2 separate regions of the Homo sapiens genome follow, and region 1 is linked to region 2. A link is a loop called in an ENCODE intact Hi-C map of the cell type or tissue named here. Cell type or tissue: PC-3. All regions are shown on one strand. Each heading gives the region's core, and the rest is flanking DNA. Links, peaks and the distances in the headings are about the cores only.

Evidence for each region. Hi-C counts contacts between places; a loop is a spot of excess contacts. Peaks named below come from ENCODE experiments on the same cell type or tissue, not always from the same donor. Only the 100,000 strongest peaks of a DNase experiment are listed, where the experiment ranks them.
Region 1: a loop joins it to region 2, with 8 times the contacts of the local background. A loop is called at or near these places in 2 of 110 quality-filtered maps.

What each region holds. Positions count from the first base shown.
Region 1 is chrX:17,409,542-17,416,590 of GRCh38, forward strand. All of the region lies in intron 1 of NHS (NHS actin remodeling regulator), which reads left to right. Among named protein-coding and RNA genes, the nearest start is that of MIR4768, 13 kb to the right of the region's middle. RefSeq lists an enhancer at 87-628. In PC-3, for the core only: no CTCF peak of the experiment used is centred there; a DNase peak (open chromatin) is centred at 3,280; H3K4me3 peaks cover 1,320 bases; H3K27ac peaks cover 3,938 bases.
Region 2 is chrX:17,492,427-17,499,475 of GRCh38, forward strand. The region is part of intron 1 of NHS (NHS actin remodeling regulator); the gene reads left to right. Among named protein-coding and RNA genes, the nearest start is that of NHS-AS1, 63 kb to the right of the region's middle. In PC-3, for the core only: no CTCF peak of the experiment used is centred there; DNase peaks (open chromatin) are centred at 2,775 and 4,165; H3K4me3 peaks cover 1,772 bases; H3K27ac peaks cover 4,132 bases.

The DNA of each region.
Region 1 (7,049 bases), core at 1,207-6,206, 82 kb before region 2:
TGGCTCATATAACAAATGTTTCTTTCTCCCCTACGCTACATGTCTAAGGGGTGTCACCAGGGGTGCTCTGTTAGTTGTAATTGTTCTTGGATCTGGACTGATGGAGGCTTCATTCTGACACGTGTCACAAAGGAGAATATAGTAAATTGTATACTGGCTCCAAAGTTTTCACCTAGAAGTGCCACATACCACTTTTGCTCATCCTTCATTGGCTAAAGCAAGTCACATGGCCACATCCAACCTCAAAGAAGTAGGTGAAACAATCTTACTAAGAAGGAGGAGAGCTAAAGCTTTCCTTTGGCAAATGGCACTGATTAATACTATAATGGGGTAATAATGAGGCCTAGGTAAACAGGGTAGGACTTGAGCAAAACTTGTGGCACAAATGAGAAATTTTATGTACTTAATGCTTTTTTAGAAAAATGCTGCTTCCAAAACAGCTCTAACATCCAGGATTTCTTGCCTAGCCAGTATTTCTGTGCCTAGAGTGAGATTCAGAGAATGAAACCCTTTTTTACTGAGATCCTGAGAGTTGCCTTTCAAGTGTCCATAGAGTATAAATAACAATAGCCTCAAAGAAACAATTAAAGGCTCTCCGGGTGGCTTATCTCAGATCCACTGAGAAATGAAAACCCCCAAACATGCCAGAACACTAAAAAAATGGCTGTGTCTGAGGGTGGTCTCCTTGTCATGATAAAGCTTTCTCCTCATCCTTCTGAAAATGATACCACCCTCATGTTAGCAACAGTATCGCTGTCTGGAAAGGGGCTGGCTGAATCTGGTGGGATTACTTTGAGTTGCATAAACACAGATTGAATTAAGCATGGCGAGTTGATGATGGGGAGTGTAGAAAGAGTCAGGACCTTGCGTTGGGATAATAACTAGTTCATTATCTGCCCAGATAAAGGTCGTACAGGCTTTTAGCAACAGCATGGAAAGGAAACCAGATTGACCTTTCTGACGGCAACTCTCTGCTTTTTTTTTTTTTTTTTTTTTCCAGACCTTAGAACACCAGTGAGTAAAGAAATCCGTGTCCCTCCTGACACCTTTCCTTTCCCTTTCCTGGCGTTCCCAAAATGCAGGCCTTCATTTCCATTGGTTTTGAAATGGCTGCCTTTGTTTAAATTACTTATAATAGAACGTTCCTGGAAAACTCTCACATAAGCCCATGAGCAGATGTTAGTATCTTATATGCCTCCAATTTTATATGCTATATCACACCTCTTCCTTGCTCCAAAATTTTGCCTTTGCATCAAAAAAGGCAAAAATCCTATTATTTAGTCAAAGGAAACTTCTGCTTCTTGGGCTATATCTTCCAAATTTCTTTAAAAGAGCTCATTATGAATCATTTGGAAGGAGCCAGCACACCATATTGTCTTTGTGTGAAACTTAGAAAGCAGTGTGGTGTGGGTGGAGATACGTCCAACTATAAAGAGAAATTATAGTTACAAGTGGCTTTCAAGACATTAAGGATATTTTGGAGTCCTAAATTAAGCAATGGCAGGTTAATCTTTTCCCAAGAGGTGGTGATTTTGGCTAAGTATCATAAAAGGGTTATCCCAATGTTTTCAACGTGGTTTCAAGTGAATGATCATCTCTTATTCATTTTTCATAATCATTTTAATATGCCACATATGTTCCAAAATGGGTTGGCAAATTTATTTTCTTTCTGCTACCTTAGAAATCTTGTCAATAAAATGAAGCCTAGTAATATGGATTTCTTACGTAGCTATAATTTTTCTTTGTGAGGGAGTTAAGATGTGTACTTCAGTAAGAGGAATGGGCTGTGTTGAATGCCAGATCATAATGAGGCCTCCTGGCGCCAATAAATTACACTTGCTCTAGGTTGACTAGCCATGGAATGAGGTCATGTATCCTTGATCCAGATCATGAATGTGACAGCCTGCATCTACATACAGTATAACCCAATCCTTGCTACCGTACTATATTTCATCACAGTCTGTGTCACCTTCAGGGCGTGGGTTTGACAGAAGATGACAGTAGTGATGCATATTATGCTCAATCCTTAGCCTCAAACAGCAAAAGGCCTTACATTTAGATTTTTTTTAAAAAAAGAAGACAATTTTATATCACCTACAGATAATTAACAGGCTCTGTGTGAAAAATGAAATTAGAAATATTGAACTTAGAAATAGAGGAAAAAATGAAATATTCCTTGAAATATATCCAGGTAGTGTAGAATAACCCATGACCATATTCTGTAAGATTTTCCTTTTCCTGGCTCCCTACCCTATGTTTATATTCACCCCAAATGCACTTTTAATCACAGCTTTTTCTCCATGAGCAAGTAATTTTTTTTGAAATAAGATAATCTGTTTTGTAAGGGGTAAGTGATTGTTTTATCCAGGAAAGATGTATTTCACAATGGTATTAGAATTATGTGTAGTTTCATACTTTTGGTAACAGGAGATTTTTAGATGAATGTTCAGCCACCCCTGATTATTTATATAGCTCCCTGAAGTTTGCAGTGACATAGAATGAAGTGATAAAGAATGATGGTAAATGTCATTATGGTGTTAAGTGTATCTTTTCATATGAAATAGTGAGAAAAGCCTTGTGCATATATGAAGCTCTTGAACTATGGATGAGTAACATTAGTGTGGCTCCATTTCAATGATATTTATATACTTAAATAATGTATTCTTTTATAATATATATTATATATTAAGATAATATATATGTATTCTATCATCATATCAAGAACATAGCTCAAAAATGTTTTCAAAGAAATTGAGATTGAAAACAAGCGTTGCTGGGTGCAGTGGCTCATGCCTGTAATCCCAGCACTTTGGGAGGTCGAGGCCGGCAGATCAGTTGAACCCAGGAGTTCAAGACCAGCCTGGGCAACATGGCAAAACCCCGTCTCTACTAAAAATAAGAAAAAATCAGCTGGGTGTGGTGGCATGCACCTGTAGTCCCAGCTACTCAGGAGGCTGGGGTGGGAGAATCACCTGAGCCCAGGAAGTCAAGGCTGCAGTGAGCTGTGATCACGTCACTGCACTCCAGCCTGGTCAATGGGAGTGAGACCCTGTCTTAAGAAGAAAGAGAGAGAGAGAGAGAAAACAAAGGCAGCAATTATGCTAAGTCTCAAAAGTTCCTTTTAACTGAATGCTTAGTGTGTCCTGATATTTAACATCACTTTCCAATAATCTGAAAAAAAGTCTAGTGCTTGTTGACTCAAACTTGAACAATGTTTGCATGCTGACTGATGTGTGAGTCAGAAGGTATCCATTATCTTAATCAAAGATTCACAATTTTTTTTCTGTAAAGATCCAGAGGGTAAATATCTTGAGCATTGCAGATCATGAAGTCTCTGTCATAGCTCTTTGTCACTGAGTGCGAAAGCAGCCATAGACAATACGTAAATGAGTGAGCATGGCTGTGTTCCAATGAAAGTTTATAAAAAACAGGTGGTGGGTCAATTTGGCTTGTGGGCTGAAGTTTGTCAGCCTCCGATCTTAACTATGAAGCTTTTAAACTTAGCCTAATTGAAAAACGATTTCCATATGGCACCTAGTAGAATATGTGACTACCTGTGTATTTAGCGCTTGTGTGTGTGTGCGTGCACACACGCACACACATACACACAAGAATGAAGGTTTACATGCCTTTTTGAGATCAGTCTGGAAAAACTCCTGTACATGTAATTTTGTCTTACAGTCAATAAATATGTTCCATTTTCTAAATAAATAGTCCGATTCTCTGTGGGATTGTGGCTACCTTATCCAATTAAAGTTTATGTAGCGTTGTCATTGTTATCATTTCTCCTCTCAAGTTCATTGCATCATGATCATATGGGTTGCTTAATTATTACTCTTTAGTGGTGATGATGCTATTCACATGGACTTTTTTAATGTGGGCTGTGCAAGTTGCTTTTGTTATGAGTCATTCTCTCTTGATGTCATTAGCTGTTTTAAACTAGGCATTAATTGAAATGAAACCACAAGCTTGGTTAGATTGATTAATCGTTTCAGAACCTATTCAAAATACTTTTCTTTCTTCCCAGAAAAAGAAACTATAGTCATTTGCCCAGAAATGGGAGAGAATCATGCTTTTCCAAAGGCGAAGACTGTTTGTTTTGAAAAGTGGATTTATTGGGATGATAAATCTGGCTTGTACTATCTGCTCACCTGTTTGTCCTCGGGGGAGCTATCACTCTATTAATCCTTTTACACTGGAAATGTTGAAATGATAGACAGTTTCAAAAGTTGCACCCCCAAAAAAAGCAGATAAACATAAACAAATCTTACTCTTCTACTTTGGATATGCTTTGAATCAGCATGCTGGGGCACTTCCTTATAAGAGGAAGGCAATTAAACAAGAGCTTTGGTCTTTTGTAACCAGGTCCTGCCTTGTATTTGGGAAGCTCTGTCGTATAGAGAATCAGGCTGCAGGTCTTACCTTCTAAACTCTCAGCTTTAACTTTTCTTTCCTGTTTTTTATTTTTTTTCAAAGAAATAACTGATCTTTCCACATCTAAACTGCAGGTGCAGACAGGCACACAAAATGACACTGTCCCAAGGTCCAGGCTACTTCTTCTGGACATTTGATCTGCCAGGTCAAATTTCCAGGAGGACTGGCCCAGACAATGTCAAGATGAGAATTTCTTCCCTTACTGCTTTCTGTGCAATTGATTGCAGCATCTCTGCAAAACCACTGACATTCTCTTAACCTTAGTTTGCTTTTTTGTGAAATGAGTGAATCCCAGTACAAGGCAGCAGCAAACAAAGGTGTAAAAATCACCTGAGGCAGGAAGGCCAGAAACGAATCCCGGTGGCTTGAGGTACAGTTGTGCATTCATAAATTCCATCAGCATGTTTGGTCATGAATGTCAGTGTGACATTTCAGTCATTTAAATCATTGACGATCATGTACTTTTATGTGCAATTTGCTTCTAAAAATATGTGGGCTTTCCAGGCTTTTATTTCATAATGTTCCCTCCCTCCCCCGTCTCCGCGCCAGTGAAACAATTAGGTAATATGTTTTAGAGAATGCCTCTTCTTAGCTTGGGCCTGTTTTCTCTAAGACGTTACTAGCAGTTTGCTCATTAGCAGTGACAAGGAAATGGCACCAGAGATGCTTTCCTGAGAGGTCTCCCTGCACTGGGACCTGGAAGGTGAGCCACTGGGTGGCTGAGACCCTGGGAGTTTTAGCATGACGGCAAAGGGGAACAAGAATTTTCCTAGCCTATGATGTTTTCAAGTATCCACTCTGAAAACGATGAATTAGATGAATTCTACTTTAGGATAGGCAACACAGAGAGAAAGACAGACAGACCTTCCCCCTCCTTGCCCCCTTCCACAGAGGCAGAGGAAAGAAAGATTAGAGGCAGAGCAGCAAGGGTTCAAGAATGGAGGACAGAAAGGCAGAAGAGAAAATGGTGAGGCTGCAGTTCTCTGTTGCCCTTGGCAACACTGCATGGGGGCGGGGGTTGGCTGGTATCTTGGTACTGAGCCTGCCCTGCCCTGCCCCGGGAGGTTGTGGGATATCACATAGGGGTGGAGACCTCGCTGGGGACAGCTGAGCAGATGACAAGTCTGCACCAAGAACAAGCAAATGTTCTCTGCCGGGACACTGGCTCTATCTGTCTGGCTCCTTCCAGGACCTTTTGAACTTGTTCCCTGGGACACGGTATAGCCCGCTTGTGGCTCCTCTAGATATTTGTTTTTCCTAAGTGCATTGATCTATCAGAGTAAAAACTAGCCAAAAATAAGAATGGGGAATGAATCAATCCTCTGGACTCCTCTCTCCTCTGTGTTCCCGAGTCTCAATGGTATCAGATGGCCAGTTGCAAACATTTACTTCTGACTGAGTGCCCTGATTTCTTTAGTCTCTTATCTTCTCCCCTTCCCTCCCTCATTTCCTTATCCCTTTTCCCCTCTGCCCTCCTCTCTCCACAGCTTTGGTAAGAAATAGCCAGCCTTGAATTCAAGCATAATTGCTCGGCAGGGGGGACTTCCTTGAAAAAACCTCAAATTTTTGGGCTGTAACAGTGGAAATCTGTTTGAACCCTTGAACTTCCTTTATTGTTGAAATGACCACCTACAGAAACATGCTGGGGGAAAGTAGCAGAAGCACAGTGGTCCCTTTTATGGGAAAAACAGTAGCTGGAATTATTTCACTTTTGCAAGAATTCTGTAATGAGGAGGCATTTCTGAAGGGAGAGTATGGCACAAACATTCCACAAGTTGGAGATGTCTGGACTGAGATTGGGATATTGTAATAATCGATGTTTCTGGGCTTAGAAACAGAGTCTTCATTCTTTTTTTGACCACAAGCATAAAAGCTGGTAACTGTAGCATTTCTGTCTACTTTTGTTGCCATTTGCATGGGCTCGCTCTGGGTACTGGAGATTTTCAGGCACACAAGCTGCAATAGAAAGGCGGCTGGTATTTGCCTCTTAGAAAGTAAAGTTGGCATGCTATGATTTGTATTTTCCAACCAACAGGCTGTGTGGACTTTTTCCTCGGTTCACTCAGGCACCAGGATATCTTCCATTTATGGATGCCCTGTTCACTCAGTGTGCCAGAGAGGGCTTGTGCATGGGTGGACATACACTGATAAATCTGGGAAGTCGTTGCTTTCAGTCTCTCTCTCACCCTCATCCTCTCTCCACCCTACCCCCCAACGTTTTCATCTTAAACCAAAAATCAGAGTATGCCATTTATCTGCTTAACAAATGCCTATAACCCTCACCTATACAAGATAAAGTTCAAACTCCTTAGCAAGGTGTAGGTCTGAACCCAGCTCACTTTTCCCAACTCATCTCTTTACACTTCCCTGCTTCCCCTGGACTCCAGCACATGTGATGTGCAGGTCTCCAGATCTACCATGTTTATTTCACTTCATTGCATGTGCTGTTGCTCCTGCTGCTTAAAATACCTTTTCTTCTCTTTTTCACTGCAAACAACTCCTACTCAGACTTCCAAGCACAAGTGAAATATAACTTCCTCTGTGAAGTCTTCCCTAACTTCATCTGCTCACTCCATCCACTTTGCTGCTAAAATGTTTTCATATTTACAGATATT
Region 2 (7,049 bases), core at 742-5,741:
TATGTAGTTGTGCAGTTTTGAGTGACTTTCTTCATCCTGAGTTCTAATTTGATTGCACTGTGGTCTGAGTGACTCTTTGTTATGATTTCCATTCTTTTGCATTTGCTGAGGAGTGTTTTACTTCCAATTATGTGGTCAATTTTAGAATAAGTGAAATGTGTTGCTGAGAAGAATTTATATTCTGTTGATTTAGGGTGGAGAGTTCTGTAGATATCTATGAGGTCTACTTGGTCCAGAGCTGAGCTCAAGTCCTGAATATCCTTGTTAATTTTCTGTCTCGTTGATCTGTCTAATATTGACAGTGGGGTGTTAAAGTCTCCCACTATTATTGTGTGGGAGTCTAAGTCTCTTTGTAGGTCTTTCTATTGGTGATGGAGTAACAGGTTCTGCTCATACCATTGTGGTTTGTTGCCTATGATCATAACTAAAAGGAATGCTACATTTCAGTTAGAGATGACAAAAAATAAAATTTTAAATTTCTCTCCAAGTTTCTGGACCTCCTAAATTCTAGCTTAAGTTCCCCTGATATAGGATCAAGCTACATGGTGACTTGTAAGTTCTTGGAGGGCAGATATTATGTTCCAACCACTTACATAGTTGAATTCTGTTTTTTGTTGTGGAAAATGTCAAATATATAATAAATGGAACAATATGATGAACCTTTCCTAGGCACCTATGAACCAGCTTCAACTATTACCAACTCACAGCCAATATTGTTTCACCTATACCTTTACCCACTTCCCTTCCTGTATTATTTTGAAGTCAGTCTTAGACACTGGATCGTTTCATCCCATACTTTGACTTATACATAGTAGGTGGGCCATTACGTATTTGTGGATTGCTGATGGCTTAATTTAGAAAGGCCATTTCAGGTGCTTGCTTCCAGTGATCATGGGTCAGTGTCCCAGAAGTGTGGACTGGGGTCAGAGAATCCCCTCCCTGTCCTCAGTCATGGTCTATTCCATGCTTCCCAGCACATACCTGATGCTGCATTAGTTATTTATTCATTTCCACATCTATTTTCAGTCTTTTTCCACTGCAGTGTAAATTTCATGAAGGAAAAGACTTTGTCTGCTTGTCCACTGCATCGCCAGTCCCCCAGCACAGTGCCTGGCATATAGTAGGTGCTTAGTAAACTCAGTACATTTCGAATGAGTGGATGGCTAGGCCCCCTGAATTGAAAGTGAATGAGGAAAGGGAAGTTATGGAGATGTATGCTATTTCTACTCAAAAGTAGGGTCCCTGTACCACAGCATCAGTATCTTCTGGAAGCTTATTAGAAATGCAGAATCTCAGGCCCCACGCCAGATCTACTGAGTCAGAATCTGCATTTAAACAAGATTTTTAGGTGATTCTGTAGTTACATAACAGTTTCAGGAGCCCTGCTTTGCCACCTTAACCTGCAAGGGAGAGAATGACAACCAGGAAGAGCTTTCCGCTGACTTCCAAGATATTACCAACCAGGAGGGCAGGGCAGGGCAAAGGAATGCACTCATTTGTGAGTTAGGGATCCTAGTTTTGAAGTTTGGTTCTCTGGGCCTCAGTTTCCTCATCTGAAAGGTGGGTGAATAAGACATTGCTGCAAGGGTTATGGGAAGATTAAATGAGGCAATGGCTCTGGTGTGAAGTACAGAGCAGGTCCTGGATGACTTTTTTTTTTTTTTTTTTTTTTGACAGAATTTCACTCTATCACCCAGGCTGTAGTGCAGTGGTGCAATCTCAGCTCACTGCAGCCTCTGCCTCTTGGGTTCAAGCGATTCTCCAGCCTCAGTCTCCCCAGTAGTTGGGATTACAGGTGCATGCCACCACACTCAGCTAATGTTTGTATTTTTGGTAGAGACGGTGTTTTACCATGTTGGCCAGGCTAGTTTCAAATTCCTGAGATCAAGTGATCCATCTGCCTTGGCCTCCCAAAGTGCTGGGATTACAGGAATGAGCCACTGTGCCCAGCCCTGTATGACTCTTGAACTAATTCCACATGGCTGTCTTTCCAAAATATGAAGGAATGACATTTGTTCATTTTTCAAATGCCATTTGATATTTTTGACTTCTGACTCCAAACTTGTTCTGGGAATCCTCCCCCTTCTGTTTAATCATAACTGTGGAGAGTGCTTGGAAAAAGTGTGAAGTGTGAGGCTCACCTTTGGTGCTCCCAGCCATTAACTTCTGTACCCTTTCTCCTTTTCTGGGATATCCTTCTCCCTATGGGGCATCACAGACCCTCTTCCATAAGATCCTGCTCCCAGGCAAAACAGCCAAGATCACAGTCACATAGCATTTCATTCCCTGAGAACTGGGGGTCCTTGATGGTAGAATAAAATTGTTTTCCTTGATGTAGGTATCAGAGGGCTAGTGGGGGAATTTTTTAAAAACCCAAAACATTTTGCATGTGCATGCCATTGAGGAAGGGACTTCCCAGCCATTGAAATATTATAACATCCCATGGATAAGTGCTTGCTTTGGCCTTGGGTGTTAAGAGTTCTGATGGTCACAATCACTTCTTTGTGTTGGAGCCATGGACCAACAAGGTTGGGTCAGTTCAGCTCGAGAACAGTTGGACAGATTGAGGCACTTCTTACTTCTAAACTCACATTTGGCTGTTCTAATCTGGACGTATTCAAAACAACTGGCTGAGGCAGGGAAGCGGAACTGAAGCTTTTTAATGCTTACAGGGAATATTGATAGCCCAGGTGAATGCTCCTCACCCCTTGCCTCCAAATACTCCCCAGCCTTGCCTCACACATCCATTACATGATACTCTGTGTTTACCCGGGGCTTGTCCCAACAGAACTTAGTAATCCTACTTCTATCTTGGTCTGGCTGTGTATTTACATGGTAAACATTTCTACAAAAGACAGGGAAATATTCACTTCAAAATACCCTATAAAAATTGCCCTTTAGAGATGAGTGGATAGGAAAAAGCAAACATTTCATATTTATAAAATGAATCATTTTTATAAAAATGTTACTCATAGACCAAAAACTTAATAATATTGTTGGTAGCACAGTAATACTTGTATAGGTTTGTTTCGCATTGTAGAGATATATAGATGTATTCTTTCATATACATAATTTCATCTAAGCTTCTCAGAATCCAGTAAGGTAGACACCATTATCTCTAGTTTTAAAAATGAGAAAACAGGGGCTTAGGAAGGTTGTATAAATGTCCAGTATTATGCTCCTAGGCAGCCTGAAGATAAGGATATGAGGCTAGGTCTTCTCAGTCAAAACTAAATGCCTATTGGCATATTTCAGCCAAGGGTACCTTAGAAGCCAGTTGTAAACCCATTGGCACACAGCTGTCTCAAAGTATCTGTACCATTGAGTGTCTAACCAGGAAAATGAAACTACTGCAGATATTTCACACAGAGGGAATTTAATATAAGGAATTGGCTCCACTGGTGATGGAAGAGCTGAGAAGTCACACAGAGAATGGTGAGGTAACCTGGAGTTTAGCAATGGTAGTAACCTGCTACCTCTCTCAAGCTGGAGGGACATAGGGAAGGGGCCAAGCTAACAGAACCTAAGGGCTGGTGGCACTCTGGAAAGGCTGGAACAATGGTGAGCCAGCCTGGAGGGAGTGGAAACCCCAGAGGATACATGGCCATGGTCTCTAAGAGGGAAGGGAGGAAATACCCTACCTCTTCCCTTCCTCCTGCCCTCCAATCTCCTCTGGGTGCCTCCTCTTGGCTGAGCCCAGCCAAGCCCAGCCCAGCCCAGCTAGAAGCCAGTAGACCTGGGATATGCAGCCTGCAGGGGTAAGCAAAGCAGTAGAAGGTGAGGAATGGATCTAGGGGAACAGGCCCAGGGCAGCACAGCATCTTTTATTCCTAGGTATGGGTGAACTCCTGGAACTAGGTTTGTGCCATTGAATTTTCCTCCTCCAAGGACCCCTGATTTAGCCTGTTTCTTTGGTGACACCTACCTCCTAGTTGCCTCCCTGACCCACCTCAAACAGGCTTGACAGCAATCCGTTTTTGACCACTTTCTGGGATAAAAAAGGAAGAGCTCAGAAGTTTGTAAAGGTGAGAGAAAGTGGTTTAGATTTGCCCAGTTATGCATTTGAGACCCAGATAGAAACTCCTGTTGATTTTGGGACACAAAGACCAAAGCTCCAGTCATTCAACAAAGGGCTGTGTCAGTGAATATCTTGGCAAGCAGATGTCAAAAAGAGCACTGCCAAATGTCCTGCCAGGAGAACTGGTTTGGCAACAAGCTGATAGACCCAAAGGACTAGAATACACCACCCGTTCTTCTTCTAGATACTACTTAATCAGCTCTGATTAAAATAATAATTTCAACCTTTGTTATTTTGCAAAACCCTCTCCCAATTTGCTGGATTTTGCAGGACTGTTGTCTTCCTCTATCCACTGCCCTCCCTCCACCCCCAGGATCCCGCTTTCCATAGATATTTCTCTGTTAAAGGTAAGTTTGTTTGCAGGACTTTTTATTGCTGTCGTTCATTCCACAACCTTCTATGTAGATAATTGGAGATATCTGATGCCCTTAAACTAAAATGGGAAAACCCTGGCGGAAGAAAAATTGTGTCTGTGGTTCATAGCAGTTTTGCAAACTTTTATCAATGAAAAAAGAAACTCATGGTTATTTGGGTTCATGATTGCGATGAGATAAAAGGGAAACCCTACACCTCATTCAGGGTTGGGTGCACAATAGGTTCTCATAAAAGAAATGCTCGCTGAATGGATGGGAACATGCAAAATGTACAGTACCCTGTTCATTCCCTTTGACAGGTGCCTTTTTGTTTTAAATACACATGGCAGCATTTGATAGCATGCAACTAATGCCTTGGAGTTTTTCTGGGGACTTAATAAAGCCCAAATAGTAAAAGGTCTTCAAGGTTTTGTTTGGTTTCTTTTAAGGGGTTGCTACCTCTGTCCTCTGTACTGTTGAGTTTATGATGAATTTGAGGCTTATGTGTATGTTGAGTCACTTTATCTGCTTGATCACTTTTATATTCTGTAGCTTTAAATATTTATTATGCAAGCTTTCAGAGAATGACATAACAGTCATGTATCAACCATTCAGTTCTACCAAAGCTAACGTTTCTCCCACGCCTGCTTTCTGTTTAAAGAAATAAAATGTTAGTTAGAATTGAAAGCCCCTGCTTTCCCATCCTAATCTAATTCTGTCCTTTCCCCAGTGTTAACTTTTATTCTAACTTTTGTATTTCCTCACCTCGATATGTTTTAATATTATTACTATGTATGTATATATTCAATAATAGTATTAACATGTTTTTAAATTTTGCAGAGCTCATATAATGTATGTGTCATTCTGTAACTTGCTTTATGATTTAAACATATCGATACACATGGTGTACTGTATTCATCTTTAACTGCCCTGAGGAATGCTATTAAAGGAATACAGTACAATTTATTTATGCATGCTCCTATTGATGGGTATTTAGGTTACTTCCAATTTCTTGCTCCTGCAAACAGTGCTGCCATAAATAATTATGTCAAATGTCCTTATGGCACATGGGGGAAAAGGTCTCTAGGGCAGTGGATCTCAATCTTTTGTACACATCAGAATTGCCTAGGGATCTTTGAAAAGTCCCACTGCCAGGTTGCACCCAGACTAATTAAATCCGAATCACTAAGGTGAAGCCCAGGCACCTGTATTTTTTTAAAACTCCCCAGATGATTCCAATGTGCTGCCAGCATTGACAGCCATTGCTTTAGGTCACATAACTAGAAATGAAGTTTCTGGGCCAAAATGTTTGTTCCTCTTCAGCTTTCTCGATATTACCAAATTATTCTCCAATGTGGTCTTTCCAATGGAAACGCCACCAGCAGGGTATGAGATCTCCTGTGCCTGTGGCATTATCTCCTCACCTAAACTTGATTAATCTTGTCCCTGCAGGGATCTCAAAGGGATGTGTCGAGAGATATCCCTTTGATGGCCTTCCCACACCTGCCTCTATCTGATTTATCCCCTGGTAAAAATTTTGCCTCGCCCAAAAGTCATGGAGTAGGAACCGTTCTCACAAAGTATAACTAAAAACTTGGGGCATCCAACACCACCTGATTTTGCAATTCAGGGTGTTGCAGTCAAGAGGTTGTTGCCATTAATTCTTGTTTGTATAGTCTAACATTCATTTCGTGGCGTGATGTGGTGCTTATCTGTGATATCTAGGTTTGGGGGTAGAAAATGACACAAGCCTTGTTGCTATGATGTTGCTATACCTTCCATTTAGCCACAGGTCCAATATGATAGTGCCCTGAGCATCTGGAAAAACAAGATGCTCAGCCCAAACTCATACTTCCATGATGGTTAGATCAGAGTTATTGCGGAGAAACAACAAAGAGATCCTAGCCTTGACCTTAATCAAGCTATAGCTGTGTCGAAATAAATAATTTCTAGCCATGATGTCCTCTCTCTTTGGACATTGTGGACACTTGAGTGAGGTTTTTTTAAGCTGCTCACATGCTGAAAGCTTATGTTAAACCCTCTCCCTGTGTTGATGCAGATTTAGAAAATTTCATGGATAAAAATTGATGGGGTTACAATTGTTACCCACTTTGAATTTAACAACCTTAAACATAATACAGTAAACTTCCCTCATAGTATGCAAGTAAAATGCCATGCCATGAAGTTGATGAAAAATTGGGCAAGTCTTCATAGCTACCTGGCCAGGAGTTCCAGAAGTCTGACTGTGTGATCAAAATCTGTTCTAGCACTGGCTGCAGTTTCTGGTGGCAGTGGACCTCTCTGGCTTAAATATTCATGGGGATGATTCTGGGTCCTATGGTTGGCTAGGATACTCCAGGAATCTCCTGGAGAGTTGGCACTCTTTCATTGGCCTATTTGGGGAGATTGGGTCAGAAGAATACTGGGGACTCAGGGACTTACTGTCTTCCTCCCTGCATCACTTGCTGACACAGGGTTGCCTGCCATTTCCCAGTCCAGCCTCACCTTCCCCTACACAATTCTATCCACTTTCCCCTAAATAGAAGTTTATTTTGCCCCTTTTTGAAAGCACAACCCACCACTAACTGCATTAAATCCAGAATCTTGCTATCATGGGT